Linked DNA regions of Homo sapiens: region 2 is linked to region 1. The links are chromatin loops, found by intact Hi-C in ENCODE. Cell type or tissue: IMR-90. All regions are shown on one strand. Links, peaks and the distances in the headings refer to the core of each region. The heading gives the core; the rest is flanking DNA.

Region 1 (2,924 bases), core at 307-2,806:
ATCAGCCAGTCATGGTGGCAGACTCCTGTAATCCCAGCTACTCAGGAGGCTGGGGCAGGAGAATCGCTTGAATCTGGGAGGCAGGGATTGCTGTAAGCCGAGACTGTGCCACTGCACTCCAGCCTGAGTGACAGGGTGAGACTCTCTATCAAAGAAAGAAAGAAAGAAGATCACAAGGTGCTTATAAGAATGCCAGTTATCCACCTTCTTATTTAGGTACAACGCTAATGATGAGGCAGAAGCGAGTCACATAGCAGCATAGAAACAAGACATAATTAAAAATATACATATACACACATCAGGTGCAAAGTTAACAACACTGAAGGAGAAACCACAAATCCATGTTGAAATCTGCTAAATATTTTAAATGGCAACTAAACCTTAAAGAGATTTTATTTACCACTGTAAAAAAGTAGAAACTCAGGGCAGATAACCTGAGGTGAAAGGTATCTCAAGGAAGGGGGATTGAGACTCTGCTCCCTGTCTGGTTTTGGGGCTCGATTTCCATGGAAAGGTAAGAGGAGATCCATAAATTAGAGACTCCTGCCAGAGCCCACAGGGCATGGGCTATATCTCTCACACCCAGCCTGGCAAAAAGACACTCCATAAACATTTGTGGAATGACTTTCTAAAGCAGACTAATAACTTGGCCACTCGCACTCAGGCTGCCATGAATTCACTAATGTTAATGAATTGGCTCTTTTGGTTTGTCTGCCTTGCCACTTGTTTATGTTGGGGATTTATGGAGCCATGTCACTGAGGGCTAGGAAGTAATTTTTATCTTGTTGGCTGAAATAAATAGGACATGATATAAATGAGAAATGAGAGCGGGTAAGCTAAGGTTAGCAGGAATTCCGCCAACTCTGGGACTGGAACTGTGACAACAGCTCATTATTCGGGAAGAACTGGAGTTTGTGTTTCAGGGAATGAATCTGGACAGTCATTAATGAACTGACAGACTTTATAAACTGTTTCTTAGAGACCCAATTCTCTCAGTTTATATTGCTTGATTATTTATATGGTTATTTGGGGAGGGGGTAATTTGTTAGAGAATCTGTATTAAGAATATGGCTGCTTATAAGAGTATTTCTCAACTGTTAGTACTCAACTTTAAGAAATACAAAAATATTATCCCCTTTCTCTACACTGACAGTAACTGTATGACTGCGTTTCTGTGTCTTCTGGATATTCCTGCTGAGACATCCTAATAATCTTATTTTCTAAAATACGTATTAACAAGTCTTTTCTAAATTTTCCAAATGTATATTAAGTTGTGGTACTAATAGATGGTTTTGCAAACTACACTTGCCTCCTGGAAATTTTGCAATACTCTCCCACCTCCTGGCCCCCTGCCAGCCACACCTGAGAACTACTGCTCCAGATGGGGCAATTTCAAAGAATCAATTTTCTAGACAGTCAATTTGCAAAACTGATTCAGGATTTGCAATGCTTTACTAGGGCAGTAATATAAGCAATGAGTAGGCTTTCCCCTAAGTGTGATCTCACTATCTTGAATCACGACCTACCTTTGCCCCAGTTACACTCAGAATAAAACCTTATACTCAGTCTAGTTCATATCAACTATTTTGCGACCAAAGGTAGAGAGTGGGATAGGAAAGAAACAAAAATTTGAGAAAAAATTTTAAATCTCAATAAACTGATTGCTCTATGATTTGGTTTCTGGTAAACTGGTCAACATTGAATAATCCTTGGTTTAAACTATCAAGCTTACTTTTGGGTAAAGTTGTATAAAGCAACTGGGACAGCTATCTTCAAAAGGGATAAACTGAAGAATTAGAGAAATATGATGATGACTTATAAAACTTGAATTTTCAGTTAGATATTATAATAAACTGACATAAACAAAAAGCAAGTCAGAATGAGAAAACCATAAAATACCTGAAAAATGCGGAAAGTTACTCATTCTCAAAGAAGTTCAAGAAACATGCAAATAGTAACATCAGACTTTTCGCTTATCAGATGGACTAAACCAGGAATGTCCAATCTTTCAGCTTCCCTGGGCCACAGTGGAAGAATTGTCTTGGGCCACACATAAAATACACTGACACTAACGACAGCTGATGAGATTAAAAAGAAAAATCCAAAAAAAACTCAAAATGTTTTACGAAAGTTTACGAATTTGTGATGGGCCACATTCAAAGCCGTCCTGGGCCATATGTGGCCCATGGGCTGTGGGTTGGACAAGCTTGGACTAAACTGTAAAAGACTAGTAACATCCTGGCCAGGTGTGATGGCTCACGCCTTTAATCCTAGCACTTTAGGAGGCTGAGGCGGGCAGACCTGAGGTCAGGAGTTCGAGACCAGCCTGACCAACATGGCAAACCCCTGTCTCTACTAAAAATACAAAAATTAGCCAGGCATGGTGGCAGGTCCCTGTAATCTCAGCAACTTGGGAGGCTGAGGCAAGAGAATCGCTTGAACCCGGGAGGCAGAGGTTGCAGTGAGCCGAGATGGCACCACCGCACTCCACCCTGGGTGAGAAGAGTGAGACTCTGTCTCAAAAAAAAGACTAGTAACATCCAGTATTGGCAGGTGTATAGAAAAAGAGTACTTTCTGTTGGTCAGAAAGAGTACTGTTGGTCAGAACTACAAATTGGTATGTCCTTTCTAGAGAAAACTTGGCCAACATCATTCTGAATTTAAAATGTACATACTATCTTAACACATAATTTCACTACTAGAACTCTACCTTACAGAAACAAACAAATGCAACAGGATAGACACAGACTATTTCTGAAGCATTTATACAAAATGGGGAAACAATGGAGAACTCCAGAATATTTGTCACCATAGGAATTATAAACAAATTAATGTCCATCCATACTATAAAATGCTAAGTATGCATCAAAGAATGAAGCAAAGCATTTACAGTACAGAGAATGCCTGAAGTATCTGAGTTTAAA
Region 2 (2,924 bases), core at 181-2,680, 110 kb before region 1:
TCTACCACAGGCAATAGCACACAGCTAGAACCTTAAATTTTCCTTTGAGTTCATTTTTGTTTTACAAAATACCCCCTCTGTTTTTGCTGATTGTTTGGATGGTAGGTTGGTGGATTGGTTGGTTGGTTGGTTGGTTGGTTGGTTGGTGGGTTGGTTGGTGGGTTGGTTGGTTGGTTGGTGGGTTGGTTGGTTGGTTGGTTGGTTGGTTGGTGAGTTGGTTGGTTGGTTGGTTGGTTGGTTGGTTGGTGGGTTGGTGGGTTTGTTGGTTGGTGAGTTGGTTGGTTGGTTGGTGGGTTGGTTGGTGGGTTGGTGGCTTGGCTGGTTGGTGGGTTGCTTGGTGGGTTGGTTGATGGATTGGTTGGTTGGTGGGTTGATTGGTTGTTTGGTAAGTTGGTTGGTTGCTTGGTTGGTTGGTGGGTTGGTTGGTGGGTTGGTTGGTGGGTTGGTTGGTTTGTTGGTTGGTTGGTTGCTTGGTGAGTTGGTTGGTTGCTTGGTTGGTTGGTGGGTTGGTTGGTTGCCTGGTTGGTTGGTTTACAGATAAGTCTCAGGCATTTTGCCATTCTGCATACAGAGCTGTGAGAGACAGCTGTACTTTGTACCCTGCATGAAATATGCCCAATGGGAAAACCAGTTCATGTTCACTTTCTTGATTCCATAAACACCCACATGTATTCATAGTAAGTAGAGTTTTAACATAATTCCTATGAGAATTGCACCCACCTATGTAGTTGTTCCATAAGTTGTTCTTTAATTAGTACCCCTTACTCCTGTCCTATCCTATGGTTTGATGTAGAACCTAAAGTCTCTTCAAGTTTCTTGGCTCTTACTTGCTCTACTACCTCCCATAGCATGTTCTGGGCTTCTGTCATTCAACACATTTCTGTTCTCTATCTCCCGGAAATTTATTAAACTGATTAAACTTTCTTATCTATTGGCTGCCCAACTCTCCTTGTCCTTATCCTGGCCTTCTCACTATGGGTTAGCAACTTCTATCCTTTTTTGTCCCCAGTGAGCTTTGGTGACTCAAAAGGCAAACATGTGCTCAACCTGCCATCTTCTAACCAAAGCACATATTTTAGAGTATATCATGTTACACTCCTGCAGAACCTTTCTGAAAGAATGCATCACACACTAATAATGATATCAATATCAAAGTCAATTATCTGTGGAGTCAAAGTCAATATCTGAGATTGGAATCCAGTTTTCCACAGCTCCAAAAGTTTGAGTGTATCATTTTTTTCTGGTTTGCAGGAAGTTTGATGGCATGTCTTTATATCATGGCCATGGGCAGGACTTGGAAAAAGTTTTACCACTAAAGCATCTATGAACTCAAGAAAGAAAACACTGGCTATGTACAATGATGACTGTGATCTTTTAAATTTATCTCAAATAGCGAACCTACCAGTCATAGTAAGTATTTCATTACTTTTTAATCCAGTTACATAGTTTTAATGCCTAACTGTAAAATAATACATGACTCTGTAGAGAAAAAATGAAGTTGAAGTAGTCTATGGAATTTATAAATCCAGCCCTTGTGATTGGAATAGAGTTTGACAAATGGGTCTCCTGGAAACTCTTTCTTTCATTACCAATGTTACTACAGCAACATGAACAGCAGTCCTGATTTTAGGAGAAACTAATCTCTAAATTTGAATTCCCATGATACTCAGATGGAGAGAGGAGATAGAAGAGATTTTCTGAATAATTATTTTTAAGATTACAGAACTATCATCTGTGTATTGTCCCAGCTTCCAACCTCCATTTCACAAATTAAAGTAGGACAGAGTCTAAGGGTTTGACACAAATCCTGGTGCATCAGAGAATGCCACAAACTATGTGGCAAAACTCCATAGGACACTTGAGCAGAGAAACAAAGGGTGGGGTCTTGTTTTGTAGGTGAATTGTTTAACCTCCTGCTCTAATGAAGTACCTAGCAACAGGAGAGGATAGTGAAGGCCCAGAGGGCAAGTAGCCTCCTTCCTCATACTAAACACTGCACGGTGAGCCTCAGAGTCATTCCTCTTGCCCTGGGGAGCCAGGCCCTCAGGTGCAGACTTACATCCCTCTTTGCTTGCAATGAAAGTCCAGAATTAACTGTTGCCCTTTCTGGCAGCAGCCGCCAGCTATTCTGGTCATACTACCTCCACCATCTACCGCCTTTCCCCAAGGCTCTGACCTTAGTGGCTGCCTTTTCCACAGAAATCAAGCATTTCTGATCACTGCTATACTTTGTACCCTGCATGAAACATGCCCAATGGGAAAACCAGTTCATGTCCACTTTCTTGATTCCATAAACACCCACATGTACTCATGATAAGTAGAGTTTTAACAAAACTCCTGTAAGAACTGCATAGATGCAATACTAGGTAAAAAAAATTTTTAACCTATCCCTTAAAATGTTTCCAGTGTGGACATATTTTAAAGCTCTCCAGGTGAGAGAGCAACTACTTATTTGCAAGGTGGTTCTGGGCACTTATTCCCCTACAGTCACTTGATGGCCCATATTTATCTCATTACACTTAAATGGATAATGAGATGTATCCAAAAGAGAAAAGACCACACGGGAGGAAATTCTGCATGAGACTGTCACAAAGCAACCTAGGCAGAAAATAACAGACTATTATGAAATGCTAAACTGGAAAATAAATACCTGAACACCACATTTGCACTGTAACAGAGATAGAGAGTGGCACTGAACATTTAAGCTCTAATCAATCTAAAAAAGAACACCCAAACTATTCAAAGCAAGGCTGGAGACCCGTTTGAGTTGGCAGAGGGTTTGCTTTCAGTGAGTTGGAGTATTTTCTGCTCAGGCTTAGATTTCTTGTCTTTTTGCAGATGTTCATTGTAAGTCCATTTTCGCAGAGACTAATACTTATTCTTAAACAAATAGTGAGTGTGTGTGTGTGTGTTTTCTGCAAAGG

What was found. Peaks named below come from ENCODE experiments on the same cell type or tissue, not always from the same donor. Only the 100,000 strongest peaks of a DNase experiment are listed, where the experiment ranks them.
Region 2: it touches region 1 in a loop (3-fold over the local background); 1 of 110 quality-filtered maps calls a loop at or near these places.

Annotation. Positions count from the first base shown.
Region 1 is chr5:31,476,215-31,479,138 of GRCh38, forward strand. All of the region lies in intron 16 of DROSHA (drosha ribonuclease III), which reads right to left. Among named protein-coding and RNA genes, the nearest start is that of DROSHA, 54 kb to the right of the region's middle. In IMR-90, for the core only: no CTCF peak of the experiment used is centred there; a DNase peak (open chromatin) is centred at 1,477; H3K27ac peaks cover 1,110 bases.
Region 2 is chr5:31,364,003-31,366,926 of GRCh38, forward strand. No RefSeq gene overlaps it. Among named protein-coding and RNA genes, the nearest start is that of DROSHA, 170 kb to the right of the region's middle. In IMR-90, for the core only: no CTCF peak of the experiment used is centred there; DNase peaks (open chromatin) are centred at 1,039 and 1,419; H3K27ac peaks cover 1,944 bases.